Linked DNA regions of Homo sapiens: all the other regions are linked to region 2. A link is an interaction called in ENCODE POLR2A ChIA-PET data of the cell type or tissue named here. Cell type or tissue: B cell. All regions are shown on one strand. Links, peaks and the distances in the headings refer to the core of each region. The heading gives the core; the rest is flanking DNA. Region 1 has its middle 5.5 kb from the start of ZCCHC10. Region 2 overlaps HSPA4 (heat shock protein family A (Hsp70) member 4). Region 3 overlaps FSTL4 (follistatin like 4).

The links. ChIA-PET counts read pairs that join two places held together with the same protein. Peaks named below come from ENCODE experiments on the same cell type or tissue, not always from the same donor. Only the 100,000 strongest peaks of a DNase experiment are listed, where the experiment ranks them.
Region 1: POLR2A ChIA-PET joins it to region 2 with 15 read pairs; 7 of 35 experiments call an interaction of 5 or more read pairs at or near these places.
Region 3: POLR2A ChIA-PET joins it to region 2 with 10 read pairs; 3 of 35 experiments call an interaction of 5 or more read pairs at or near these places.

The regions. Positions count from the first base shown.
Region 1 is chr5:133,027,102-133,037,016 of GRCh38, reverse strand. No RefSeq gene overlaps it. Among named protein-coding and RNA genes, the nearest start is that of ZCCHC10, 5.5 kb to the right of the region's middle. In B cell, for the core only: no CTCF peak of the experiment used is centred there; DNase peaks (open chromatin) are centred at 1,596 and 3,636; H3K4me3 peaks cover 2,464 bases; H3K27ac peaks cover 3,854 bases.
Region 2 is chr5:133,103,813-133,113,717 of GRCh38, reverse strand. HSPA4 (heat shock protein family A (Hsp70) member 4) reads right to left here. Exons shown (of 19, transcript NM_002154.4): 18 at 9,692-9,853; 19 at 7,269-9,485. The coding sequence ends at 9,282. It overlaps LOC105379178 (a long non-coding RNA gene), which reads left to right. Exons shown (of 3, transcript XR_948792.2): 3 at 2,203-2,650. Among named protein-coding and RNA genes, the nearest start is that of HSPA4, 57 kb to the right of the region's middle. RefSeq lists an enhancer at 5,152-5,201. In B cell, for the core only: no CTCF peak of the experiment used is centred there; DNase peaks (open chromatin) are centred at 5,117, 6,633 and 7,757; H3K4me3 peaks cover 775 bases; H3K27ac peaks cover 5,000 bases.
Region 3 is chr5:133,392,185-133,402,099 of GRCh38, reverse strand. It overlaps FSTL4 (follistatin like 4), which reads left to right. Exons shown (of 16, transcript NM_015082.2): 4 at 1,114-1,362. CTB-3M24.3 (a long non-coding RNA gene) reads right to left here. Exons shown (of 3, transcript XR_948794.4): 3 at 6,024-6,835. Among named protein-coding and RNA genes, the nearest start is that of CTB-3M24.3, 9.3 kb to the right of the region's middle. RefSeq lists enhancers at 1-440, 1,130-1,664. In B cell, for the core only: no CTCF peak of the experiment used is centred there; a DNase peak (open chromatin) is centred at 5,169; H3K27ac peaks cover 1,394 bases.

The sequences.
Region 1 (9,915 bases), core at 1,572-6,571, 73 kb after region 2:
CCTGGGTTCAAGAGATCCTCCCACCTCAGGCTCCTAAGTAGCTGGGACTACAGGCATGTGCAAACATGCTCGGCTAATTTTTTTTTTTTTTTTTTTTTTTTTTTTGAGGTGGAGTCTCACTCTGTTGCCCAGACTGGAGTGCAGTGGCGCAATCTCAGCTTACTGCAACCTCCGCCTGCTGGGTTCAGGCAATTCTCCTGACTCAGCCTCCCAAGTAGCTGAGACTACAAGCATGTGCCATGATGCCTGGCTAATTTTTTGTATTTTTAGTAGAAACAGGGTTTCACCATGCTGGCCAGGCTGATCTCGAACTTCTGACCTCATGATCTGCCCGCCTTGGCCTCCCGAAGTGCTGGGATTACAGGTATGAGCTACCACGCCTGGCCCTGTATTTTTAATAGAGACAGGGTTTTACCATTTTAACCAGGCTGGTCTTGAACTCCGGACTTCAAGTGATCCACCTGCCTCAGCCTTCTTTCTCTGTAGACCAGATTTCTCTCTCTCCAGACACTGGCTGCCCCTCAGCTCTGAATATACATGCTTCAGGACCAGCCCTACACAGGGATGAAAAGTAAAGACCGTTAGTTCTAACATAAAATTCTCAGGTAAGAGGACTTGATTGACCCAGCTCAGATCAGTCAAACTAGTTCAGTCAAGTGTGGCTAGGGGTACAGGGTCACCAACATCCAGTTTTTAGAGAACTATCATCAGGAACTAGAAAGATACACTAAAATGGCCAGGCGTGGTGGCTCATGCCTGTAATCCCAGCACTTTGGGAGGCTGAGGCGGGTGGATCACTTGAGGTCAGGAGTTCAAGACCAGCCTGGCAACATGGTGAAACCCCATCTCTATTAATAATACAAAAATTAGCCAGGCATGGTGACACGTGCCTGTAATCCTAGCTACTTGGGAGGCTAAGGCAGAAGAATTTCTTGAACCTGGGAGGTGGAGGTTGCGGTGAGAGGAGATCGCACCACTGCACTCCAGCCTGGGCAACAGAGCAAGACTCCATCTAAAAAAAAGAAAATACCCTGGCTGGGTGCCATGGCTCACGCCTGCAATCCCAGCACTTTGGGAGGCCGAGGCAGGCAGGTCACAAGGTCAGGAGATCGAGACCATCCTGGCTAACATGGTAAAACCCCATCTCTACTAAAAATAGAAAAATTAGCCAGGCGTGGTGGTGGTCGCCTGTAGTCCCAGCTACTTGGGAGGCTGAGGCAGGAGAATGGCATGAACCTGGGAGGTGGAGCTTGCAGTGAGCTGAGATCACGCCACTGCATTCCAGCCTGGTCGACAGAGCCAGACTCCATCTCAAAAAAAAAAAAAAAAAAAAAATACCCTAAAAGATATCTCACAGTGTTGATGTAATTAGAGGAAAAGTTGGTACCAGAGTACCAGTGAGCAGAGGAATCCAAATAGGCCTGGGTGGGCTTTGAGTTAAATTATATAGGGGAGGGGACACTTATTTACATAACTTTCCAGGGAGTTTCACAAGGCAATATGTAGGGACTGTGGGATTTTGGAAGGGGTCCTGATCAGAGAGGAAGTGAGGAAAGTCATTGAGAGCCAGAGAGACAGTGGTCACATCATCTGGCATGTGACAACCCTTTACTGCAGCCCACAAGCCTTCAATAAAATCATGAGATGCTTGGTGCAGTGGGATTTCTAGTGAGCACCCACAAATGAGATGCAGCCTCTTATTCAGATGTGACCTGGAGCAGGAACAGAGACAGTGAAGCCTACGTGAAATTAAACCACTAAAAGTATAGAGTCGTCTTTCAACTACCTTAGACCCTAGATGTTGTAGCCAAGATTACCTAGTTCTCCAAGTTCAACAAAGCCCCTAGGTAACACCTGGGTTACAATTTTAAGGGTCAAAAAAAGAAAACCACGTAGATTTCACCAATAGCAGCCTGATTGAATAACCTGTGATTACATTAAGCCCAATTAACTACTGGTTGGAAATCCAATTATTCACAAGAAGAGATTTCTGAGCTCTTTTTCCCTGTTTGCATTTTCGCTGGTTGGAATGGAAAGGTGAGGATTTAAAAACTCTTCTGTGTTTCTTAAGCTCTAAGACTTCCTGTCTATATTTGCTTATTTTGGCCCAAGGAATCCAATTTCCCTGGAGCATTATTGCAATAGGCTGTTTTCCCACCTTACTGATTCAGATATCTTGAGGCTTTAAAGCTCTTAGGTGTTGGGAACAGGGATCTCTGGAACAGGGATTTCTGTGACCTCTAGCTCACATTAAGCCAAATTACACCTTGAGGTAGGATGGGAAATTAGGAAGTACCGCCAAAAGAATTGTCAAAAACAGAGTAACTTGAAATATTACCAACGCTTCTTAACATTTGCCGTCTCATTTTTTTTTTTTTTTTTTGAGACGGAGTTTTGCTGTTGTTACCCAGGCTGGATTGCAATGGCATGATCTCGGCTCACCACAACCTCCGCCTCCCAGGTTCAAGCGATTCTCCTGCCTCAGCCTCCTGGATATCTGGGATTACAGGCATGTGCCACCACCCCCGGCTAATTTTGTATTTTTAGTGGAGACAGGATTTCTCCGTGTTGGTCAGGCTGGTCTCTAACTCCCGACCTCAGGTGATCCGCCCGCCTCCTCAGGTAATCTGCCTGCCTCGGCCTCCCAAAGTGCTGGGATTACAAGCGTGAACCACCACGCCTGGCCTTGCCATCTCAATTTTATAGAATTGAGATTTGAAAGAGGGAGGGGCGATTTGAATGAGGAAGGAAACGTGGGATGTCACGTGAGACTTCTTGGACTGTCTAAAGGTCAAGAAAAAGATTCATGGTAACTTAGGAGCATCATTACAGTGCCACTATCTAATTTTATCTATTTTTGTATCTAATTTTGAACAAAGGTTTGTGTCTTTTTCTGCTATAAGAAAAAGTTTTCGGCCAGGCATGGTGGCTCACACCTGTAATCTCAGAACTTTGGGAGGCCAAGGCAGGCGGATCACCTGAGGTCAGGAGTTCGAGACCAGCCTGACCAACATGGAGAAACCCCGTCTCTACTAAAAATACAAAAAATTAGCCGGGCGTGGTGATGCATGCCTGTAATCCCAGCTACTTGGGAGGCTGAGGCAGGAGAATCACTTGAACCCGGGAGGTGGAGGTTGCGGTGAGCTGAGATCATGCCATTGCACTCCAGCCTGGGCAACAGGAGCAAAACTCTGTCTCAAAAAAAAAAAAAAAAAGAAAGAAAAAGAAAAAGTTTTCAAATTAAGTTCCACTGGAATTAAATTCTGACAGTTTGCCCACTGTGGTGGTGATTTTTCTTGATCTTCCCGGGCCCCCTTCTCTCTACTATGCTAACAATAGGAGTGGGCATAACACAAGCTGAATTATTCACAGCACCTCCTCTCACTGGACCACAATGATTTGAAGGAGAGATAAGCAGATAAACATGTGACCAAGCACATGGCGCTCTCTTCAGAGTGTCTCAGCTGGTGGAATAGTCTTTCTCCTGTTTTCATAACATTGAACTCTGTGTAAGTCCTACACTTCTGGAAAACTGAGATGGTTAAGAACCACCTGCCCCCCCAACCCCCCTCACCCCCACGCTGACACACACACTCTTTGTCCCAGCTTACTACAAAGAATCACTCTTCTGGATAGGACTTAGATAAGACCACTGATGATACCACTGTTTACTTATGGCAAGACCAGACACAGACTCTCCAAATTTGCATTATTTGTCTCATAAGGGGAACTGTTTGTCCCTCTGAGACTAGCTAGCCATAGAGATATTTCCTGTTCAGCTGATTGAGATTCAGCTTGATCACAAAAACAATTCCAACTATAAAACACCCCACCTGTGAATTACCGACTCCTCCCTATAAGTGTCGGACAAACATACCCTGTCAAGAGTCTGACCTTCAGATCTAAGGTGCTTGCCCTATCACAACAGCCTGAATAAAATCAATTTCCTTATTTGCTTGGGTTTTGTCTTTGACAGGCTGTGGAATCATAAGAATGTGTTCCCAAGGTTTCAGTGGCCATACTTTCAGCCAGAGAGGCCTGAAGGAAATAGATCACTACTTGGAGGAAAGCAGAGGCTAGTTTGTCTTGACAAAAGGCATCACATCCTTGGTTCTGGGCTGAGGTGCTTAGTTTCCCTGCTCTGGCGTCTTGCAGTATCTTCCCATCCTTTAAATACACTTTTTTTTCATGGATTTTGGTTCACCTGCAATTTGAGGAGCCCTAACGAATCAGTCTACCACATATAAAATTCATGATGCAGTGCAGTAGGTATGTTCACATAAAAATGCCAGGGATTAAAATATACTTTGAGGGTTTATCAATGATGAAAAGCCCTTTAGCTGGATCTGGTGGTGAGCACCTGTAGTCCTAGCTACTCGGGAGGCTGAGGCAGGACGATCACTTGAGTCCAGGAGTTCAAGACCAGCCTATGTGGTCGTGAACCTGCAAGACCCTGTCTCTATCCCCCTCCCTAAAAAATTTTTAATTAGCCAAGCATGGTGGCACATGCCTGTAATCCCAGCTATTCAGGAGGCTGAGGCTGGAGGATGGCTTGAGCCCAGGAGGTCGAGGCTACAGTGAGCTATGAATGCACCACTGCTCTTTAGTATTCCCAGCTACTCAGGAGGCTGAGGTAGGAGAATTGCTTGATCGCTTGAACCCGGGAGGCTGAGGTTGCAGTGAGCCAAGATCGCGCCACTGCTCTCCAGCCTAGGCGACCGAGCAAGACTCCATCTCAAAAAAAATTAAATTAAATTAAAATTTAAAAAAATAGCCCTTCAGAACATCGATTTTTTTTTTTTTTTTTTTTTTTTTTTTTGAGACAGAGTCTTGCTCTGTCTCCCAGGCTGGAGTGCAGTGGCACCATCTCGGCTCACTGCAAGCTCCGTCTCCCAGGTTAAAGCCATTCTCCTGCCTCAGCCTCCCGAGTAGCTGGGATTACAGGCAGCTGCCAACACGCCCGGCTAATTGTTTGTGTTTTTAGTAGAGATGGGGTTTCACTGTGTTAGCCAGGATGGTCTTGATCTCCTGACCTCAAGTGATCCGCCCACCTCGGCCTCCCAAAGTGCTGAGATTACAGGCGTGAGCCACCGCGCCCAGCCAGAACATCGATTTTTAAGTGACTGCTAATAAAATTTCATTGGAGAAAATGGAAAAGAAACTGTTTGTTTGTTTGTTTGTTTGTTTGTTTGAGATGGAGTTTTGCTCTTGTTGCCCAGGCTGGAGTGCAGTGGCACAATCTCTGCTCACCGCAACCTCTGCCTCCTGAGTTCAAGCGATTCTCCTGCCTCAGCCTCCCAAGTAGCTGGGAATACAGGCATGTGCCACCATGCCCAGCTAATTTTGTATTTTTAGTAGAGATGGGGTTTCTCCATATTGGTCAGGCTGGTCTCAAACTCCCGACCTCAGGTGATCCGCTCGCCTCGTCTCCCAAAGTGCTGGGATTACAGGCATGAGCCACTGCGCCTGGCCAGAAACAGTAGTTTTTAAATGCAGAGACAGAACATGAATATTTTGTCACAGAAATAATCCTGGTCCAACATATAATAAATGGACAAGTGTACTGTATTACCTAAAGTGGACACATTTACAAATGCTGGCAATACTTGGAAATTTGCAGCAAGCTTTAATATGCATGTGATCCCAGCACTTTGGGAGGCTGAGACTGGTGGGTTACTTGAGCCCAAGAGTTCAAGAGCAGCCTGGGCGTGCACACACACACACATGCACACACAGATTTGCCAGGTATGGTGGCACATGCCTACAGTTCCAGCTACTTGGGAGGCTGAGGTGGGAGGATTGCTTGAACCTGGGAAGCAGAGGTTGCGGTAAGCTGTGATCGCACCACTGCATTCTAGCCTGGGTGACAGAGTGAGACTGTCTCAAAAATAAAATTAAATAAATAAAAACAAATTAAAAATTATATATATGTAATATAGCTCTATCATATATATATATATATATATATATATATATATATATATATATATATATATATATATATGATAGAGACAGAGTTTTGCCATTTTGCCCAGGCTGGTCTCAAATTCCTGGGCTCAAGCAATCCACTCACCTCAGCCTCCCAAAGTGCTGGGATTACCGGGATGAACCACCATGCCTGGCCCTAAAGTGTTCTTAAGCTATATTTGCTTTTTGTGGAGACAGGCTATCTTGCCATTCTTATTCATAAAACAAATTATAATTACTGTTTTATTTTGCATTACACACCATGTAAACTTAATCTTGATTTAGTATTTTTCTTTTTGAGATAGAGTCTTACTCTGTCTACCAGGCTGGAGTGCAGTGGTGTGACCTCAGCTCAAGCCGAGGCAATATTAGGTACACAGATACTGCAGGGGGTTGAACCTGATGATCTGCTGGCAATTGTTTAAAGAGGAAGCACACAAGTTCCCAGTCCTGAGATCTGAACTTTTCTGATTCAAGATCTTTGCAAGGCCTGGGTGTTCAATTACTTCTATACTATGAGCTAGCCAATAAACTTCCAATAAATTCATTGTTTATGTGGCCAGAGTTTTGTTTTGTTTTTCTTGCAATTGAATCTGAATTGACATAAGGAAATTGGTTCTGTGTTATCTCAAACAAAACTGGCTGGAAGGGAGAAATAGATGTGTAATGGAAAAAGCTCAAGGCTGTGGGCCTTGGACAAATCTCTTAACATGCCTGAGTCTCAGTCCCTTTATTTGTAAAATGAGGATAAACCCTACCTGTGGTGATAAAGTCAAGGATCCTTTGGGGTCAAGAAAGAGAAACCTAACTTGAACTATCTTAATAAAAAAAGAAATGCAGGCTGGGTGCAGTGGCTCACGCCTGTAAACCCAACACTTTGGGAGGCCAAGACGGGCAGATCATTTCAGGCCAGGAGTTTGAGACCAGCCTGACCATCATGGTGAAATACTATCTCTACTAAAAATACAAAAAATTTAGCCAGGCATGGTGATGCATGCCTGTAATCCCAGCTACTTGGGAGGCTGGGGCATGAAAATTGTTTGAACCCGGGAGGCAGAGGTTGCAGTGAGCCAAGATCATGCTGGGGCACTCCAGCCTGGGTGACAGAGTGAGACTTCGTAGGAAAAAAAAAAAAAGGAATATACTGAGGAAGCTGAGATAACCCCAAATAATCGAAGGAAAAGCGAATCAAGTCTAGGTAGGTCTTTTTCTGTCTCTCATCTCTGTTTCTCTTGGCATGTCAATTTCCTTCTCTTCTACTGCAGACTAGTTTAAATCACCAGAGGAGCCAGCAAATCCTGGACTCACAATCACACAGCCTTATGATCTATGTCACAGCAAAGTGTTGCATCAAAGCCTGAGGACTTTAAGGAACCCAAGCAGCTTCATCTGAAGATAAGGAAACATGACACAACTATTGAGCATTTTGTTTTTAGGTCTTCTTGGAAAGTGGAAATAAATTAAGGAAAGCAGCTCTCACCTCATTCTGGGGAGTTTCGGGCACTACTCATGCCCTCATGCCCAGAGGTGGATGAAAGAGCCAATCCTGTTTTCATTTGGAGAATCAGAGCTTCTTACTCACAGAGGCCCAGAATGGCCACTCTCAAATCCCCTTGCATAGCCACTCTTCTTTACAAAATGAATGGTCACCCTGCTCTGAACCACTCCCTTATTTAGCCAAGTTAGTTAAATTCTTTTTCTTTTTCTTTCTTTTTTTTTTGAGATGGAATCTTGCTCCGTCGCCCAGGCTAGAGTGTGGAATGCAGTGACACAATCTTGGCTCACTGCACCCTCTGCCTCCTGGGTTCAAGCGATTCTCCTGCCTCAGCCTCCTGAGTAGCAGAGATTACAGGCATGTGCCACCATGCCTGGGTAATTCTTTTTTTTTTGAGACAAGTCTCGCTATGTCACCCAGGCTAGAGTGCAGCGGTGCAATCTCGGCTCACTGCAACTTCTGCCTCCTGGGTTCAAGCAATTCTCCTGCCTCAGCCTCCCCAGTATCTGGGATTACAGGCACGCACCACCACTCACGGCTAATTTTTGTATTTTTAGTAGAGACGGGGTTTCACCATATTGGCCAGGCTGGTCTTGAACTCCTGACATCAAGTGATCCACAAGCCAAGATCATGTCACTGCATTCCACAGGTGTGAGACACCATGCCCAGCCAAGTTAGTTAAATTCTTTTATGCTACTGGAAGAAGAGTTCTTGTTGTTCTATGCCAAGGCATATGAAGGGTAAACCTACACTTGATTTTTGTACCAGATTCCAATTTTACCATTTACAGCACCGAGGTTTCCTGAATAGTTACAATAACCAATGGTAAAACATAAAGGGTAAAAACATTTTTTAAAAAAACAATAGCGCCATCCCGGTGCGTTGGCTCATGCCTGTAATCCCAGCACTTTGGGAGGCCAAGGCAGGCGGATCACCTGAGGTCAGGAGTTTGAGACCAGCTTGGCCGACATGGTGAAACCCTGTCTCTACTAAAAATACCAAAATTAGCCAGGCACGGGGGCAGGCGCCTGTAGTCCCAGCTATTCGGGAGGCTGAGGCAGGGGAATCACTTGAACCCGGGAGGCGGAGGGTGCAGTGAGCCAAGATAGTGTCACTGCACTCCAGCCTGGGCAATAGAGGTAGACTCCGTCTCAAAAAAAAGAAAAACAGGGTGCATGTCCTTTGACCCAGCAATCCTACTAGGATGTCATCTTATAGCAACACGGGGGATTTACTCTTTCTGTTGTTGTGGTAAATGATCTAATTGTTCAGCAATAGGGTACTGGCTGGATACTTGGGGAATATCCATGTAATCCATAACATAATGTATAAAAAGAATGAATTAGATCTGTATGTGCAGACATGGGAAAATATTTTCTTTTCTTTTTTTGTTTTTGAGATGGAGTTTCACTCTTGTTGCCCAGGCTGGAGTGCAATGGCGCGATCTCGGCTCACTGCAACCTCTGCTTCCCAAGTTCAAGCGAATCTCTTGCCTCAGCCTCCCGAGTAGCTGGGATTACATGAATGCACCACCACGCCCGGCTAATTTTTTTTGTATTTTTAGTAGAGATGGGGTTTCTCCATGTTGGTCAAGCTGGCCTTGAACTCCCAACCTCAGGTGATCCGCCCTTCTCGGCCTCCGAAAGTGCTGGGATTACAGGCGTGAGCCACTGCGCCTGGCCGGGAAAACATTTTCATAAGTACACTGAGGAATGAAAAAATCAAGCTGGAGAACACAACATGTAAGAGCCTATTTTTTTGAAGAACAAGTTGTGCTCAAAGGTCACATCATCACCTTCCCTAACTCCTAATCACTCTTTAATCCCTTACTCTGAAATATTTTTCGTTAGAGTACTTATGCCCATGAGAATAGTCTTCATTCATTGTCTGTAGAAAGTTCCATGTGTACACGGATTTTATTTGTTCAAATGCTCTGTCCTCAGCTCCTAAAACATTTTAAGTGTTAATTATTAATTGAAAAAATATGGCTGGGCGCGGTGGCTCACGCCTGTAATCCCAGCACTTTAGGAGGCCGAGGCGGGCGGATTATGAGGTCAGGAGATCGAGACCATCCTGGCCAACATGGTGAAACCCTGTCTCTAGTAAAAATACAAAAATTAGCTGGGCATGGTGGCGCGTGCTTGTCATCCCAGCTATTCGGGAGTGTGAGACAAGAGAATCTCTTGAACCAGGGACCCAGAGGTTGCACTGAGCCGAGATCGCGCCACTGCACTCCAGCCTGGCGACACAGCGAGACTCTGTCTCAAATTAAAAAAAAAAGGAAAAAATATGGATGACCCAGAAACACACACACACTTCAGAAAATTATATATATTTCAGAGAACGTGGGTTTTAAGAGAATAATAGCTCCGTGAGCTGACATTAGATGTAGGTGCAGCTAAAATATTCTAAAATATTTGTATAGTCCTTTTCTGCTTGATAAAGCAGCTTT
Region 2 (9,905 bases), core at 4,906-9,905:
TGTGTTCAGAAACAGTTCCAGAGAGATACCAAACTTTCTTTGGCATTTCTTCAGAAACGCTTGTGCCTCTCCCTCTCCTCCTACTCCTCACCATTGTACTCAGCCTCGCTCTTTCCACCTCCCGCCCACAACCTCCATCACCCGCAGCTGTTTGTGATGTGAATCAGCAGCCCCAGTTATTTCTCCTTTACCCGTCACCCGGACTCTCTATCCACAGAACAAAAGCAGCAGGCTCACCTGGGAGCTTGTTAGAAATGAAACTCCAGGACCCCACTGAAGACCTATGGAATCTGAAACTTGGAGGGCGGGCCCAGTCATCTGTGTAACCAGGCCCCCAGGGGATTCAGATGCACACTCGAGCCACTGCTTTACCTCAAAGGAGAGCCTGGGAGCTGGTCCACAAGGAGATTCCTCCCACCCTTTCTCCTCCACCTCTCCTGTGTTGTCTCTTCTGCCCATTTTCCAGATTGGGCATTATAGAAATCTGCAAAATAAGATGACCAAGACCGAACTTGTAGACAGTGATGAATGCCAAGGGGCAATCCTCTTTGAAGGAAGGGGGGAACCCTCATACACCAAGAAATCTTGTCTTTTTTTTTTTTTTTGAGACAGAGTCTCGCTTTGTCGCCCAGGTTGGAGTACAGTGGTGCAATCATGGCTCACTGCAACCTCTGCCTCCCAGGTTCAAGCAATTCTCATGCCTCAGCCTCCCAAGTAGCTGGGATTACAGGCACCCGCCACCACACCAGGGTAATTTTTGTATTTTTAGTAGAGACGGAGTTTCACCATGTTGGCCAGGCTGGTCTCAAACCCCTGACCTCAGGCAATCCACCTGCCTCAGCCTCCCAAAGTGCTGGGATTATAGCATGAGCCACCACACCCGGCCTTCTTGTCTCTTTTATGCCATGCATATTTGGCCTCTCCACCACAAGTTAGGCAAGGAAATAAAACTGGGCCTCAGGAGCCTCACACGGAGCCCAGGCATTCTGAAGCTCTTCCTCACTTTTCTACAGCAGATGTCCAGGATTCAGAGGCAAATCGCTGCTTTCTAGGAGTCTCTACCCACAGCTACAGAACTCCACCTTGAACAGGGGTCAGTGTGTTGTTCCTGCTCCTTGCTGAAGCTACTAATAGGATCACACGAGGCTGAGTCCATTGGACTGGCTCAAGTCAAAAGGAAAGAGGGACCTCCGTTCCTCCATCCAGGTGGGATGGATTCACGTGTCACCCCAGGGGCAGGAAGCAGCACTCCCTCCCCATCCGGGGACTATGACCATGTCACACGGGAGGGCGGTACATCTTTGGTTCTTAGGTTGACTTTCTACCTTGTTCCTCTGGAGCCTGGGCTCCTGGTGGGGTAAGGACAAGAAAGGCCAGGAGGCTATGGTAACTCGGACTACTTATGTCTGGGTCAGCTACTCTGCACTTTAAAGGGCAAGTTGCACACCTGTTGTGAGCAATACCTTTGTTCTTCCTGTCTTCAGTGCCTTCCGCATGCATCATCTCACATGCCGGACAGGCCTGGTGTTACCCCCGTTTTACAGGCGAAGGAACTGAGGCTCCTATAGGTTGTCTTTCTCAGTCAAAGCACAGTCCATGATAGGCATCTCCTGGGAACTTGATAGAAATGGACTCTTCGCCGGGCATGGTGGCTCACACCTGTAATCCCAGCCCTTTGGGAGGCCAAGGCAGGTGTATCACGAGGTCAGGAATTCAAGACCAGCCTGGCCAAGATGGTGAAACCCCATCCCTACTAAAACTACAAAAATTAGCCGGGCGTGGTGGCAGGCACCTGTAATCCCAGCTACTTGGTAGCCTGAGGCAGGAGAATCGCTTGAACCCGGGCAGCAGAGGTTGCAGTGAGCTGAGCTCGCGCCACTGCACTCCAGCCTGGGTGACAGAGTGAGACTCCATCAAAAAAAAAAAAGAAAGAAAGAAAAGAAAAAAAATGGACTCTTCAGCCCCACTCTGACCTGCTGAATCAGAATCTGCATTTTAGCAAGATCCCCAGGTATACTGAGAAGCACTGGGCTGGGATCTACCTGAGGTCTGGGAGCAGTCCAAGATTCTTCTTTTTAACAGTGATGTCATACTTTGGGTGGTAAGGACCTAAGAGATTAGTAGCAAAAGGCCTACTTTCTTGCTTGAGCCCCTGCTTGCTAGCTTGAGGACTCTGTTAAACCATACTTATTTTGCTTTTAGCTACCCAGAAGGAGAGGAGGTGGCCGTCTGTGTTCTCCAAACTTCTGGGACTCCTCAAGGAGTGAAGTCTGATCTACGCACGGAACCAACCACCACGGCAAAGGAAGAGCGATGGCGCCCCCATGTGGCAACACAAGCACTGCGATTTCACACAAGACCAAATCAGAATTGGCCGGAGGGGAACGTCAGATTCTTAGGGAGTGTTACTCCAACTAATGCTACACTCAGGGCGACTTCTTGGAAGGCAAAAGCCCCATAGTCTAGCCATACAACTTTCCAGAAAAGTAGCACTCTTCAAAACAGCTGGCATTAAAATTCTTGGCTCTGCCATCCACCCGTTCTGTGAGACTCTTTCCTCATCCCCAAAAATGGAAGGTCTGATGACTTCAAAAAGAGTTTTACCGTTTTTCCCCTCATTGAAAATAATAGAAAACAGTAAAATACTGCATTTCTGCCTTCAAGTATTCACTGAGCGCCTTCTCCATTCCCTGCTTCTTGCCGGGCTGCACGGAGGCAGCTGTAACCCAGGCAGAGTCCCTCCTTCAGTTGTGGGATGTAGAAGACAAGGACAGGACCAGTCACAGAGGAAAGACCTTCACTCATGCTGCGGCCTCCTTTACCACTGCATGGGCCCTTTCAACTTTCCTAACCCAGACAGCTCACCGGCTCCTCATGGCAGCCTTACACGGGTCCTACAAAGCTCCCCACTGGCACTCCTGAAAGGTACCCTATAACTGGAACCATCCTTTTGTGGAATATATACTGACCCAGCTCATCCTTAGAAATCCTTTGCTGGGATTTACATCCTGGAAGCTGGGCCACTGACTGGTCTTCCAAGACCATCTGTTTCCAGCTTTCTCTTCTGCAAGCATTAGCTGAGTCTAATTTAAATAATAGATATTTTAAAATACATTTTAAAGTTCATGTAGAAAAAAAAATGGGAGACCTCCAGTATGTGGTGAGTAAAGGTCTGCTTACTTGTGATAAAGTACTTGCAGTGCTTTCTCTCCCTCAACTGATCCAGGACTCCAAATCTAATAGTCCATCTCGCCCTTGAAGGATGTAAACCCAGACACACTAGTGAACAGGCCCGATAAAAACACAGCTTTCTGTAGTCTTTTCTGTGTTGTGTTTGAAGCTGGCGAATGCCACTTACGAAGGGAGAGTAAAGAGTCTCTACTCACCCTGTCCTAATGACGTGTGCTGAAACTGGAGGAATAAGGTCAGGATTAGCCTGGCACTTGCCCATGGATATTGAGCAAATCTGGAAAGCATTCTGTATTTTTTTAAATACTCTGAGGTCTTTCCTTCCCTGATCCTCCAGAAATTTACACCCTCCTTTATCTTTCCAGATGTGTTGCTTGTACCTCAACTTGGCCATTTTCCCTATTTGCCTCCTAGACTGATGCTTAAGAAGTCACCTCTTTAGTTTCTACACTTCTTGCAATATCTGCTCAAAATAGCAGTTCACAAAAACAGTGGCATTCCAGGTTAGAGGGTCATGGCCCAGGGCTGCCCCAGCCAAAGCCAAGTACATCCAAGGAATGTACTGGCAACTCCAAGATTCCCAATGGTCTCAAGTAAGTGGTGGGAACCATCCCCATTTACACACAGGACACTGCCCAACCTCCTTTCTCGCAGACTGATGCCTCATTTCAGAGGCCAAGCTTCTTTTTTTTTTTTTTTTTTTGCTTTTTTTTTTTTATTTTTTTTTTTTATTTTTTTTTTTTTAATTTATTTTTTTATTGATAATTCTTGGGTGTTTCTCACAGAGGGGGATTTGGCAGGGTCATGGGACAATAGTGGAGGGAAGGTCAGCAGATAAACAAGTGAACAAAGGTCTCTGGTTTTCCTAGGCAGAGGACCCTGCGGCCTTCCGCAGTGTTTGTGTCCCTGATTACTTGAGATTAGGGATTGGTGATGACTCTTAACGAGCATGCTGCCTTCAAGCATCTGTTTAACAAAGCACATCTTGCACCGCCCTTAATCCATTTAACCCTGAGTGGACACAGCACATGTTTCAGAGAGCACAGGGTTGGGGGTAAGGTCACAGATCAACAGGATCCCAAGGCAGAGGAATTTTTCTTAGTGCAGAACAAAATGAAAAGTCTCCCATGTCTGCTTCTTTCTACACAGACACGGCAACCATCCGATTTCTCAATCTTTTCCCCACCTTTCCCGCCTTTCTATTCCACAAAGCCGCCATTGTCATCCTGGCCCGTTCTCAATGAGCTGTTGGGCACACCTCCCAGACGGGGTGGTGGCCGGGCAGAGGGGCTCCTCACTTCCCAGTAGGGGCGGCCGGGCAGAGGCGCCCCTCACCTCCCGGACAGGGCGGCTGGCTGGGCGGGGGGGCTGACCCCCCCACCTCCCTCCCGGACGGGGCGGCTGGCCGGGCAGAGGGGCTCCTCACTTCCCAGTAGGGGCGGCCGGGCAGAGGCGCCCCTCACCTCCCGGACAGGGCGGCTGGCTGGGCGGGGGGGCTGACCCCCCCACCTCCCTCCCGGACGGGGCGGCTGGCCGGGCAGAGGGGCTCCTCACTTCCCAGTAGGGGCGGCCGGGCAGAGGCGCCCCTCACCTCCCGGACAGGGCAGCTGGCTGGGCGGGGGGGCTGACCCCCCCCACCTCCCTCCCGGACGGGGCGGCTGGCCGGGCGGGGGGCCGACCCCCCCACCTCCCTCCCGGACGGGGCGGCTGAGGCCAAGCTTCTTGACCAAGTACTCAGCACCTGCAGCCTCACCTCAAGCCCCTTCACCCCACCCAGCTCCCACCCTACTGAAGCATCTAACCCTGCTGGCCACTGCCACATCTCACATCTCTAGCTCCCTTCCTCCCAACATGCTTTATGCATCATAACTCCTCTCTGGCAGTTCCTTCTTTCAAAGCTTTTACTTCCTCTTCCTAACACATCTCAACACAAGCCTTCATCCCGTCAATGAGGAACACGACTCCAGCCCCAAAAGCTTCCATCCACACCCACCTGGAGCTTCGATGTCTCAACCCCACCCAGGAAAACTTCTCAATCTAAACTCCCACCACATCTCCAATGACTCAAGACTAGAAGCTCCACATGTACAATCATATCCCGTATTCTAGGTTTGAAACCTTGGAGCCATTCTTCTTAAAACACACTTCTAGTTTTCTTAACATTATAAAATTCCTAAATGCTTTTATTAGTGACAGGAGGCGGTGGGGGGTAGGGGCTTGTCTCCCCATGTTGCCCAGGCTGGTCTTGAACTCCTGGACCCAAGAGATCCTCCCACTTTGGCTGGGATTACAGGCATGAGCCACCATGCCTGGCCCTAAATGCTTATTGTAGCAAACTCTGAAAACAGAAACAAGCAAAAATAAACAATCACCCACAATCCCACCCTAAAAACCACTTCATCTGGGAAAATCCTTCTGGCTTTTTTATTGCAAACCCATTTAATGTTCTTTCAAAACATGAGAGGCTATGTAGTTTTATAACCTACATTGTGTGTGTAAAAATGTAGGCCAGGCATGGTGGCTCACACCTGTAATCCTGGCACTTTGGGAGGCCAAGGTGGGCAGATCACAAGGTCAGGAGTTCGAGACCAGCCTGGCCAATACAGTGAAACCCTGTCTCTACTAAAAATACAAAAATTAGCAGTGCGTGGTGGCGCACGCCTCCAGTCCGTTACTCGGGAGGCTGAGGCAGAAGAATCACTTGAACCCGGGAGGCAGAGGTTGCAGTAAACCAAGATCCCGCCACTGCACTGCAGCCTGGGTGACAAAGCGAGACTCCATCTCAAAAAAAAAAAAAAAAAATACACACCTTTCTGTTAAAGCCACTTAAAATTATTGAAATAGATCAAGTGTACATGAGTACACTATCAAGTCAGATCAAAAAACAAGCATCACCAAGCCTCACATCATGTTGTCACTACTCCACAAAGAGTAACTACTATCCCAACTTCTAAAGCATGGTTTTCAGCTGGAACCATGCTTACATCTTCCCTCTTCCTGCAGGTACCAAAACCAGCAATTTTCCCCTTCATTTGGCTGTCCCCTCAAAGGTGGACTAAGTCCCACTACCTCCAACAACCCCCAGGCCCCCTGTGCCCCTGCAAAGCAGCTCCCACTGCCCCACAACAGAACCCTGATCTCTCAGGCCCCCACCTTTTAAGGAGACAGGGTATCACTTTATCACCCAGGCTGGAGTTGCAATAGCACAATCTCAGTTCACTGCAGCTTTGACCACCTGGGCTCAAGTGATCCTCCTGCCTCAGCCCCCCAAGTATCTGGAATCACAGGTGCACACCACCACACCCAGCTATCTCAGCTCTTTCTACCACATCTAACAATTCCCCTACAGAAACCACTTACATGCTCAGGAGGAAACCAAACCTACTAGACACACGTTTCTCAGACACGTGGCTACAATAGGCCCTGGGTAGGCCCTGGCAGGTAAGCTGCTCCTACAGCCAGAGGACTAGGACTGTGCAAGGGGCATGACCCAGGGAACAAGACCCCTGACCCCTCCTCGTCTAGACCCATGCCTTATCCAGTTAAGGTCTTTTTCACTGGCTTAGTGCCCTTTAAACACCCATCACCACCACATACATACACCAACACACATTCCACGCAGCCACACCACACATCCAGTGGCGCCAACTATTCTAGCACACTCTGGACCGCGCTGTTCTTTGGCCAGGTGTAAGTCCTAGCACTTACCTTTATGCCATAACCCCCGCCTTCTGCTAACAAAACCCTCAAAGTAAGGCCCAGTCACAGGAGCAAGACAAGGATTCCTAACACCAAAGGAACTGGGCCAAGACTCAACTGGAGAGTTTGAGTACAGAAAAATTAGGCAACATTTTCTCACAAAGTAGGCAGTGTGCTTCAGCTGTCACTCTTCAGACTGGAAGTCTTCAACGGATGTTAAGTGAAATTTAGCTCAGAGGGTTCCTACTCCTAGAGAACATTTTTATTGAAAACACACCCCCCGCCCCCACCCCACACACACATACACACAGACACACACACATACACACACACCCCCACACACACACCCAGCAGCCTTCATTATGGAATTAAGGAAACCATTCAAGTTTAAGACAGGTTTATTTTATTAGTTTTTCCTAAACTTGTCTCATGTTTACTGAATGATTTTCTTAGTGTAAGAACGTGACCTGGAGCTTTAACAAATCAGTTTGGATAACGCAACCTGGATAAATGCTTGTCTGTACACAAGCCATCAATTACCACTCTCTGTCCTGGCCTCCATGAAAATCCAATTGGTCTTAAAGCCTGTCTAAGCAGAGAGCAAGCAGACCACATCATCGTGTTTCAACTTGAAATTCACCCCCATCCCAGCACCCACACCCTTCCCCACACACACACACACACACACCAAAAAAAAAAAAAAAAAAAAAAAAAAAAAAAAAAAAAATTTTTTTTTTTTTAAGAAGAAATGGCCATTACGGTCTGGGCCAGTTGTAAAGGGTTGGCTTAATCCTGCAGCCAGCACTTTTAAAATAGCTACTGGCTTCACAGCAGGCCAGCTGGAACTCTTGAAGCATGACAGGTAGAGAACAGAGGATGTGCTAAGAACCTGGCCTTGTTGTGGTGCCTCGAGGCCTCCATGCATGCTTACACACCAACATAAGTATACTTTCCCCTTCCTCCTCCTAAGCAATTGTTCTCCATTGCACTTTAGAGCCTGTAACACTCAAACTTTTCAATGTTATCTAGAGATGGACAAACGCTTAATTCTAACTATGCAAGATAGCATCTTATTTCTAACAACATAGGCCAAAAGTAACAGAGAGGCACTCTGTTATACAGAATATCAATTTTTACAAAGATTCAAAACATTACCAACAAGCCCTGTAACAGTTTCTTAAAGCAGGTACCAACTCTGGCCTCAAACACAGGCTTCCCTTGGAGTTTCCAAAATGCCTCACTCCTGTCAACACTGCCCCAAAAAGCAGTCAGAGGAATGCTTTGGTATACCTGACATTGGCCACACAGTTAAGAATGAGGTGTTGTTATAACATCAGGCACCACACTTCTTTAACACTAATTTCAGACTCATCCAGTACAATCCAGTGTATCTTAGTTTTTTTTGCATCATCTGTCAGCTGCTTAACACGTACAAATTGGCAGGTTCATGACAGATATTAACACTTAACACACAAGTGATTGTGAATGAGCTAAAAAGAACTTTTAACTCTTGTTCTAGGAGTTCAAGCTATACCTCAAAATTATACAGAACATCTCCCACCTGAATAAACAGGCCAGGATACAAATCTTTACACCAAAATTAACAAGGATTTAATTCCTCAGTTAAATTTACCATGGCTATATCCAACAGTATATCTACCCAATTCTAATCTTCTGAAAATTATTTAGACCTTGATGCTTGGGGTATTCATGAACATACTTTCAGGAAGAGCCTCCAGGTTTAAAGCCCTCAGTTAACAACTTACTCTAGGCAAGGGGGTCTATTTTCCCAAGAGAAGTACATGGCATTTATAATGGGAGCCCTTTTATTGGGAGAGAGGGAAGAGAACACAGGTGAGGGTGAAGGTGAAATATGAAGAAGCTCAGAGCACACCTTTGTTCCTCTGCCGTGTTAATCCATGCCGTGCCATGCTCCAGCCCTCACAAAGAGGGGGACCCCATCCCCACACCAGGCAGGGAGCATTTAAAGCAATCTCCACAACAGATTTTTAAAGCATAATTAGAGCTCCTGCCATGTAAGTCATAATGAAAAGTCTGCTGGATAGCTAGAGCTGTAGCTATAGCTCAACTTTCCAAAACAAACTTATTCTTGTAGACACATGGTTAAACATAAAGGAGTGAAGCATAAGCTCAGTAAGACTAACTGGGCTTCTAAATAGTACCATTATGAAAAAGATACAATGCACTTAATTTCTGTATCTAACTATTTAGAAGTGAAAATGCTCCATACATTACCTATTTCCCCTCCCCGAAAATCCCCTAAAAACTGACTAAGAAATCTTCAGTATTCACTTGCGCTAGTTGATATTTAGAACAAAGTTGACAACTTAAAGCTTTATAATAGTCTGTTTTAATAGAAACAAGTGTTGGAATCAATCAATGTCCATTTCAGGAAGCTTCTTGTCTGAATCCGAAGGCACAGCTGTGTCTGTACCCTGCTCAGCAGCCTGGGGGCCTGGGTTGTCTCCTTGTCCATCCACTGGTCCATTCTGCTCTGCATTTTTTTGTTCCTCTTTTGGAGGTTCCACTTTGGGTTTGGGCTTTGAAATTATAGGGCTACAAGTACTTGTCAGCTCCTGGAATGGGTAAGACAGAAAACTGGTTTCTTATAAAATTAACAAATTTTACAAGCCATGCTAAACCCAAATCCGCCCTCTCCCACCACCCAATCCTCAACCTAGAAGCTAAAACACTATAATAAAGTTCCCTCCTAAGTGTCACTTGAGGACTATTAATAATAAGGCTGTCAAGAAAAGACTATTAAAAAAAAGTCTTAAATTACCTTAATTTTAGCTTCAATCTCTTTTGACTTGACAACTGGATCCATGGTCAAACTCTGCTTGTTCTGCAGATTTAGCTTGTTATTCATCCACTCCATTGCTTCATTTGTGCTTTTTTCTACCTTTGTCATGTCAGCAGCATCCAAATGATCATACTGGTCCTCCTGCAACCAGGAGACAGTCAAACAAGTGCTAAAAGTGTGATACCCTCCCTCC
Region 3 (9,915 bases), core at 2,333-7,332, 290 kb before region 2:
GTGTCTCCCCTGATGACGTGTGTCATGGAGAACCACATTCTCCCCCAAGGAAATGGCCAGCCTCTGGTCTCCCTACCTCGGCTACCCCCACCCCCATCCTGAACACTTGGAGCATGACTTTCTTCTTATGCCACGTTTCCTCCCTGCAGTGACTCCCCAGTGCCTACAGTAGTGTACCTAAATTTCTCTGCTTGGCTCTCCAAGTCTCCCAGAAATCACACCTTGACCCCCAACCCCACCACTGTACAAAACTCCTACTCACATCTAGTCTTCTACCTGAGACCTGCAAATGCCACCCACAGGGCGGCTGGGGGAGTCTTGGCTCAAGCCTGCTGTGTTTCTGGGAAAACCTTTCTCTCCTTTGCAGGGCCCACTGGCACATCACCCGCTCCATGATCTCCGCCACTCCCAGTTACTTCTTCCAAACTTAGCTCCCTGGCTCCCATGCTCTTTGCCTGATCTGCATACATGTCACCACCTTACAGAATGACAAAGTCAGAAAGAGGGAAAGGTATGACTTGTTCATCTTTGAGACCCCTAAGGTGCCTAAGACACAGCCTGGTCCAAAGTCATGACATAGTAAAGGAAAAGAAGGAAGGAAGGAAAACGTATTGCAGGCAGGGGGTGGAGGGGACCACTTTTTTAAAAAGTCATTGATTTTAATAGGCCTCTAGTCCAGGAGGCTGACTGTGAGCCTGGGAGCAGTAGTGGCAGGCTTTGTCCTTCTGTGCAAGGTGCTTCTTTGTGAGCACGGAATAGCTGGGTGTTTTCATTTTTCAACTGGAAGCAGGAAAAGTAAGCCTAAGAAAGAACCAAGAGTTGATCAAAAGCCCCCAGCTGGGTCCTAGGTTGGAAAGGTGTTGTGTTTCAGATGTTCAGAGTGAGTCAGCCATGAAACCTGAGCTCTGCAAGGCAGGACACCCTTCTTGGCACCAATGACCACCTCATGGAGGGACAGGGACTCCCTAGGAGACCCCAAGCCCCCAGGCCCCACCTTGAGTAGCTTGGCTGCACAGGCAAATGGAGTCTGTGCTTGTGAGCTACAAAGGAAGCCCTCGACCCCAGACCCTCTGAGTGTTTACAGCTGACCCTCTGTGTTTGTGTGTCTGGCAGGGCTTTCCAGCCACAACGAGCTGCTGGCCTCCTGCGGGAAGAAGTTCTGCAGCCGAGGGAGCCGGTGCGTGCTCAGCAGGAAGACAGGGGAGCCCGAATGCCAGTGCCTGGAGGCATGCAGGCCCAGCTACGTGCCTGTGTGCGGCTCTGATGGGAGGTTTTATGAAAACCACTGTAAGCTCCACCGTGCTGCTTGCCTCCTGGGAAAGAGGATCACCGTCATCCACAGCAAGGACTGTTTCCTCAAAGGTAGGAACAGGGCCCTTGCCCTGTGGTTTTGGGTTTTGTGATGGGTCTTCCAATGCCTTTTTGACAAGTGACCTGGGTGCTGAGTCTACAAGTTACATATGTTTAGGAAATAAAGACAAAGACTGGTGTGTAACAAAATAGCAGCAGTGGCATTTTGGTGATGCATACTCTGTGTCCCACCTCCAGAGACCCCTGCCCTTAGAGGAAGCTCCTTGGGGAGTAGAATCCAGGCAGGTCAAATTAAAACCTGGCTGGTACAGGTTCACTAGGGACCAGGCAACAGGGCACTACCCAGGTCTCCACATAGGACGGGCCTTTGCAAGGTTGTGACAAGGACCATGTTTACCCTTCTGCACAGAGTCCCATGAATCAGGAGGCTGTGCTGTGCATAGAATGTGGTCAGGCAGACACCAGCGCAATGTCTTCCAGCGTGACAAGGACACAAACTCTGGCCTGGGGCAGTTGTTGATGGGAAGGCATCCCATGTCTTGCCTGTCCAGAACACCTCTGAGCAAGACAAGGAAGCCCCTGCATGGACATCAGAACATGTCTGTGGAGCTGGGGCCAAGGATTCATGCTTTAGGCTGAGATTGAGTCAGAAAAGAAGGGAAGTACCAGCTCCCACTAGACGGTAAGAACCATTAGGGCAGCGGCTATGGCTGTCTTATGCGCTTATGTATTAGCACCTAGCACTGTGCCCTGCACCAAGAAAATGCTCAATGGCTCCCAGATGCTTGAAGATACAAGGGTCAGAATGCACATCCTGGGTTGATTGATGTGGCCCTGGTAAATAGTACATGCCATGGCCTGTGGAAGTATTTATTGTATACAAATATTTGTGTACAAAATGGGTATACATGAATTAGGAAGTGTGTAGAAGACAGAAGCAGCTTGCAGGCAGATGGGAACAGGCCCACATAGCCTGAGCTACGAGAGCCCACTTGGAGTTATGTGAGGTCAGGAATGTGCTTTAGGTTGCACAGGGAGGAGAGGAGGAGGCTTGGACTAGACACCTGCCAAGTGCCTGCAACACTAGAAGACAAAGGCGTGAGAGCAGTCCAGGCTGTAAAGGCCTGGGCACCAAGTGGGAAGGGGCAGAGCTCCTGCCTCACCCTCACAGAACCCCACTGAGGATGGTATGATGCTGACACACCTGAGCGGAGGCGGATTCATGGCTGAGGTGGTGGAGCAAAGGTGTGTTGGCCTCTGTTACATCTATCTGTGTCACCTGCACCCACCTAATGGGCCACTCCACTCAGCAGTCGTGGCAGCATAGAGTGCTAGGCAGGGCAGGGCTTGGGAAATGTGCCTTTACCGGGTGATGACAATAGTCTTGGACACTTTCACAGCTGTGCTTATGATGCTAATGCCAAGGTGCTTCAGAGATCATGAGACACATTATGGAAATGAGGCCAAAATGAGCCTAGGAAAAACGTCCCCATTCTGGAAGCACTGCCCAGCCACGTGCCGCCAGTTCCTCTGCAACCGTGCACACTAAAACACTTGACCAGTTGCTCCAGCTTTATTGGCCGTGTTGAATTTTATAGACTGATGTTCCATTCTCTGGTTTCCAATATCCTTCAAATTGCATCTTCCTAAAGGTTTCTATTTCTGCATCAGAGTGTGCACACCCTCCCTCACCATTGGTTATTCAAACAACATTTCTCATTTAATGGGAGGGAAAAACCAGCCACCACAAAACCCACCGAGGTGAGGAGTGATGGGGACAAGCTGGCGTGGAGCGGGGGGCAGGCAGCCTTGAGCAGATCAGGGCTCAGTTCTGCTTCATGCTGATTGAATTTATCCACCGAATCCTTCTGACTCATTGAGGTTTTCACACATTGTGAGTTGCCGCCCACTTGGTATAGCAGTGCTCCTCTCTTAAGGACCCCTTTTTGGTGGAGAGTGGTGCCTGTGAGCTCCCAGAAAGACCAAGGGTGGCATCTCAGTTCTGGTACTTCCCAGCTGTGTGGTGTTGGTTGCATCACTCTGCTTCTCTGGGCCTTTTCCTCGACTGTAAAATGGGACTAATGGCAGTACCCACCTGCTGCAGCCATGGAGAGAAGTGAAGGAGGGGCTGCACAAGCACCACTTAGCACGCTGCCTGGTGCATGGCATGGATTTGGTGTTCATGAGACCTGCCATCATTATTTATTCTAATCCAGCGTGGCCACAGGCCGAGAGTAGAGAGATGCACAAACTGTGAAGAACGCAGAGGCAGGAGCAAGGGTTCTGTCTGGGAGGTTTGGGGAGAGATTTCTGGGCCCAGATTATTTAATGGTAGCTGGAGAGTGGGTAAGGAAGACATGAGTGTCAGGCAGACACTCATTGCTGGGGCCTCTCCCAGCAATGTCCACCTAGAGCCAGGGCTTCTCTTTCTGCAGATGGCCTCTTGGGTCTGGACTCCAGTGGAAAGCCTTCAGTGCCTCACCCTCAGGGTCAGCTGTAGTCCTGGTGGGAGGGCAGAAGAGCTGGGCTGCCTCTCCTCGATCATTCCCATAGGGAGTGCCCAGCAAACAGGAAAGACCTGGGCACTGATTCACAGGAGCCTGACGGATGGAAGGCAGGCCAGCCCTGAGGTGAATGCCTTGGGGTGAGCACGTCACCTTCACCAGAACCATGGCTCCAGGGGGGAGTAGAACGAAATAGATGACAGAGGCTCTGTCGGGAACCTCTGTGGGGACAGAGGGTCCTGGAACAAAGGAGGATATAAAGAACAAGTTCCTACAGTCCCCACCCCACAATGGCAGCAGAATATTTAATAACAGCTTGAGGTCCACGAATGACAGTTTGTCATTTGTCCCAATTTTCCAGGGAGTTATTAATACAGGAAACAAAAAAATACCTTGTTTTTCATGCAAGCAAAAATTCTAAAATCATCCATCTTTCATTCTCTATTTCTATCAGACTTTACAAGAAGAAGTTGTGACTTCATTCTCTGGGACTTTATCTGTCCCCAGAAATCAATATTAGGACAAGTCCTTGTGCAGCTGGAGTGTGTGGAGCAAGAGGAGAGAAGTGATGGGTTGTGCTGGGCTAAGCTGCTACAGTTCAGAGCTCCCGTCTGTGGCCAGAGGCCCTGATTTCCTGTCAGGGAGGGGGTTCTCCTGAGGACTGGTGGGGGGACACATAGCCTTCACCACCCTGCAAGGGAGAAGAGGCAGCATTCTAAACCCATTTACAAGAAAACTTCTGGTATCACATTCCAGTTGCTATGGCAATGGGATTCCTTGTGAATATAAAATGAAATATATCATTTAGGGATCATTAGCATGTACGGGAAATCAACCAGACTCAAAAGGATTGCTGCAGCTAGAGTTTACAGCTTTGATCCCAGATCTCCTGAGTCACAAGCAGGGTCTCACTGAAAGTCTGGGACAAAAGGAGGTGTGGGAAAGATGTATCTCTTCTTGTAGCAAAATTAGAGTCACATTTTTCCTCAGCACCAAATCCTACCAAGAGAATGCCAAGATATTGGGTGGATTTCACTGTTTAACTTCTTATAGAGTTTGTGTTTTCAAAGTTATCTTGTGACATCGCATTCCTATTTGTGTATTAGTTGGCACTTTTAAACTCATTTTTCTTGGTTTTGAATTCACGCTTTATCTCCTACGCTGTTCACGAAGATGAGCTTCCCTTTCAGCAATCACTCACCAAGCCAGCGTTGTATTATACCAGATGATACAATGTCATAGTTGGGCAGTTTTCCAAACAAACCATGAAATTATGGAAGAAAGGGGACTGTTAGAGGTTCTGTTTTAAGGGGCCCCTTCAGCTTCCTCAGCCTGCGGGCGGTTGCAGGTGGATTTGGGTGCTTCAGAGGGGAGTTCCCAACCTAATGAAAGACAGGAAATCATTTCCATTTTTGGAAACAAATTAAACATACTACAGGCTCACTAAGAAATCTTTTTTTCTTACTTGTTACTAAGCAGACATAAAAACTCAGTATTTTGTTGCAAGTTAGCAGAGCAAATAGAGCTTCCTGCCAAAGAGCCATTTTTTTCTTCTTCTTCTTGTTATTTTGTTGCTGTTGTTGTTACTCTGAGTCTTGTTACTTTAGGAATTTAAATTGGGCCCCACACCTCCAGGGGCATTTCTATACTTCCACAAGTATTCTCTGTCCTGCCAGGGAAAGCTTCTTACATCCCCAGCTTTGTCAGCCCAGTCCAGCTCTCAGCGGGAGACTCACTTCCTGGGATGTGTGAGATCCAGCTGCAGGGCTGTGATGCTGTCAGGCATTGATAGGGGATTTAGTGTAACTCTGCTGGAGCAGTCCCTATAGCAAGAGGTGCTGGGGCCTGTGGAAGCATCAGGGAGGCCCAGGCTGATGGGACAATGTGGCACGTGCTCAAGGGCACTGCTTTGGCACGTGAGCTTTCTGTGCCTCATTTACTTCATCTGTAAAATGGGGATAATACCAGCACTTACCTCATAGAGTGTTGTGAGTATGACAGGAGCAGCACCTGGCATGCAGTGAGCATTCTTCTCTACGCAGTGTCAACAGCACTAGGGATGATGCTGGTGCCGTTGTAACATCACGGCTTATTCAAGGAGCAGATGCAACAAGCTGTAAGACCCTTGCCCATTTATGTGACAACTCTGTAATGAGCTAAGAGGTCAGGGGTGGTGGGTCCTCCTGTGAATGAGGGGAGAGAAGAACATTGGCCCTCCATATTTATTTAATGAATGACTAGAATTTGACCTCCAGTTGATCAAAGTTAATGATCACCTTCTCTGTCTTGCTAAGAGATGTAAGGAGCCACCCAAGTTCATCTAGCAGGTTAGTAGAAAAGCAAGGGGAGAATCAGGTATCTCTGATCCCCAGTCTGGACAAAGCTCCTAGAATGTACCTCCGGGCTCTCAGGAAATGCCAGTGGAGCCTGGGGTAAGAATTCATCTGCCTGAAGATGAGAACGTTTAGAGAAGGTGCTGGAGGAGAGGGGACCTTCAAGGTGGATTTTGAAGAGCAAGGGAAGGTTTGCTAGGTTGAGAGTGTGGGGAAGGCTTTCTAGGAGTACAGGCATGAAGTACCTCCAGTCTCCGGGAAGAGCAAGTGATTATGGGATCCTGGGTGTAGGGGAGAGCATAGTTGGGGATAAAGGCAGACAAGTGGATCACAGCAAGCTGGGGAAAGGCCTTGTGTGCCAAGCAGGGAAGTCTGAACTCAAGCTGACCAGTGTTGTGTCCAGAATTGGTGGGTTCTTGGTCTCTCTGACTTCGAGAATGAAGCCGCGGACCCGCGCGGTGAGTGTTACAAGTTCTTAAAGATGGTGTGTCCGGAGTTTGTTCCTTCTGATGTTTGGACGTGTTCAGAGTTTCTTCCTTCTGGTGGGTTCGTGGTCTCGCTGGCTTCAGGAGTGAAGCTGCGGACCTTCGCGGTGAGTGTTACAGCTCTTAAGGCGGCGCGTCTGGAGTTGTTCATTCCTCCCGCTGGGTTCGTTGTCTCGCAGGCCTCAGAAGTGAAGCTGCAGACCTAAGGCAGTGCGGACCCAAAGAGTGAGCAGCAGCAATATTTATTGCAAAGAGCGAAAGAACAAAGCTTCCACGGGGTGGAAGGGGACCCAGGTTGCCACTGCTGGCTGGGGCAGCCTGCTTTTATTCCTTTATCTGGCCCCACCCACGTCCTGCTGATTGGTCCATTTTACAGAGAGCTGATTGGTCTGTTTTACAGAGCGCTGATTGGTCCATTTTGACAGGGTGCTGATTGGTGTGTTTACAATCCCTGAGCTAGACAGAAAAGTTCTCCAAGTCCCCACTAGATTAGCTAGACACAGAGCACTGATTGGTGCATTTACAAACTTTGAGCTAGACACAGGGTGCTGATTGGTGTATTTACAAACCTTGAGCTAGATACAGAGTGCTGATTGGTGTATCTACAATCCCTTAGCTAGACATAAAAGTTCTCCAAGTCCCTACTAGACTCAGGAGCCCAGCTGGCTTCACCTAGTGGATCCCTCACCGGGCTGCAGGTGGAGCTGCCTGCCAGTCCCGCGCAGTGCACCCGCACTCCTCAGCCCTTGGGCGGTCAATGGGACCTGGTGCCACGGAGCAGGTGGCGGCGCTCGTTGGGGAGGCTCGGGCCACGCAGGAGCCCACAGTGGTGGGGAGGCTCAGGCATGGCGGGCTGCAGGTCCTAAGCCCTGCCCTGCGGGGAGGCAGCTGAGGCCCGGCGAGAATTCGAGAACAGCCCGGTGGGCCGGCACTGCTGGGGGACCTGGCGCACCCTCCGCAGCTGCTGGCCCGGGTGCTAAGCCCCTCGCTGTCCGGGGCCAGTGGTGCCAGCTGGCCGCTGTGAGTGCAGGGCCCACCAAGCCCATGCCCACCTGGAACTCAGGCTGGCCCACGAGCGTCACACGCAGCCCCAGTTCCCGCCGGTGCCTCTCCCTCCACACCTCCCCGCAAGCAGAGGGAGCTGGCTCCAGCCTCGGCCAGCCCAGAGAGGGGTTCCCACAGTGCAGCGGCGGGCTGAAGGGCTCCTCAAGCATGGCCAGAGTGGGCGCCAAGGCTGAGGAGGCGCCAAGAGTGAGCAAGGGCTACCAGCATGCTGTCACCTCTCAGTGTCAGATAAGCTACTGCAACATTCTCATTTCCCAAAGAGGGACCGTGAAGCCCAGAGAGGGCTAGTACCTGTCCCAAGTCACACAGGCAGAGCCAAGCCAGGGCCCAGCCTTTGCTGCTGTGGCAGGCCCTTCAAAGGCACCCATAGCTTTGTGGCTGTTTTTAGTTAGGGCTCAGCAAGGCATGTCCCTAACAGATGCAATTGCTTTATGCTTCTTCCCCAGGAGACCTCCTGGTGCAGAAGGAAGGCTCAGGAGCCATGGGCAGTGGAAAGGGCCTCGTGTGCCACTGCTGGGCGGGGCTTCCCTGCTCCGCAGGTCATTAAGAAGCCAGCTGCACCTTCTCCAGGGAAAGCTGGCTCAATCATCCCAAACTCACAGAGCTTCTGGACATCAGGAAACTAGACCCTTGTCTCCTTTCTAAGGAAAGAGTAGGAAACTGAGGGATACCCAGAAGGTTACCAGGGGAACCTGGGGTCAAAAGCAGGCAGAGCCTCTGGGGACAAGCCTACCTTCAGCCTGGTCTGGCCTTGGAAGCTGGCCTCCACTTTCTCTCCAGACTCCCTTTCCTGTCCCTCCAGTTGCCCTTCCACTTTTGGGCCTACCCACATTTCTGTCCAGTAGCCGCTGTTGTTCTTTCAGTCTTTGCAAAGGGATCTCTCTGTCCCCAGCCCTCTTCCTGGCCTTCACTTTAAGCTCCACAGAAGAGGGTTTGGCTGTTTTCTGCCAAGCCACTCACCTTCACAGACATCTGTTGAATGCCCACTTGGTGCTAAGGCTGTGCCAGGACCTGAGGATACCAGTATGATCAGAACACCGGGCCTGACCTCAAGGAATTTATAGCCAAAAGAAACGCCACACATCTCCACCCTCTGGGTTATCCTTTGGGAGCTGCTTTAGCCAGAGATGCCTCCAAGACCTCAAGGACAAACGGGAATCTTTACGGACTGTCTCTCATGTTGGATACCCTCTCCTCACTCCTCCGCGGATTCTGTCAGCATCTGTGAAAACAACTAGGACTTCACTGAACTGACAGTTCACTCATAGCCCCGTAGTCCAGCATCCCTGGGAGCTCAGTTGTCCCATTTACAGTATCTGCTTCCAGGATCAAGAAAAGTGACCTAAAACAAATATGTGTGTTCTTTGGATATTTCCTCCAGGTTTTATGCAAGGAACTGTCTTGGTGTGAGCACCCCGCAAATGTGCAAGAATATTATCAGTTCGGCATGTGTGGTGTGCTCCACAGAACTGCTGTACTTTGAATGAATTAATTACATTCCAGTAATTAAAAATTGCTAAGAAGTTACTGAGCTGAGTAAGTCTCGTGGTGCATTGATTTCACTTATGGAAACAAGCTACAGCCTCCGAGTCCCCCACATTGTTTCCTGCTGTTTTCTGGCATCCTGTCCTTCTTTCTCCAACCCCTCCTTTGCTGTGCACTCCTCAGTCCCGTTGGTTGCTGGCGGCCTAGTCTCTCTCATCCTAAAGCCCAGAGGAGCAAGCTGTTGTCCCAGCATCCTCCTAGGTAGCCTTTCATCTCTTCCCTGTCAGGCCGCAGAGCATTTTCTGCACTGGCTGTCTCCACTTCTGCAACTTCCCTGAATTCTGCCCTCTAGGGTCTGCACCTAGCTCCTGTCCTGTTACCCCTGCCACTGACTTTGCTAAGATCACCTTACCCTTCTAAATGCCAAGAAGGCACTTTCCAGGCCTGGTCTTGCTGCATGCATCCTTCCTGCAGTGAGCTCTGTCATCCTCTCTGCAACCCTGTTCCACTGTCTTCTAGGGACCAGCCCCCATCCCTCTGACTCTCCGTAGATCCCTCCTTCTCTTGCAGCTGCTTCCAGGTATTTCCCCTGGGGCTCTCTTCTCACAGTTCCAGCCATGCCTCAAAGACCCAGACTGTCCCACGAGCAAAGACCCAACCATATCTTCATCCCTGACCTCTCCTCACGTTTCAGTCTACCTCTCATTCCACCTGGGATGGTCCATCCCACCA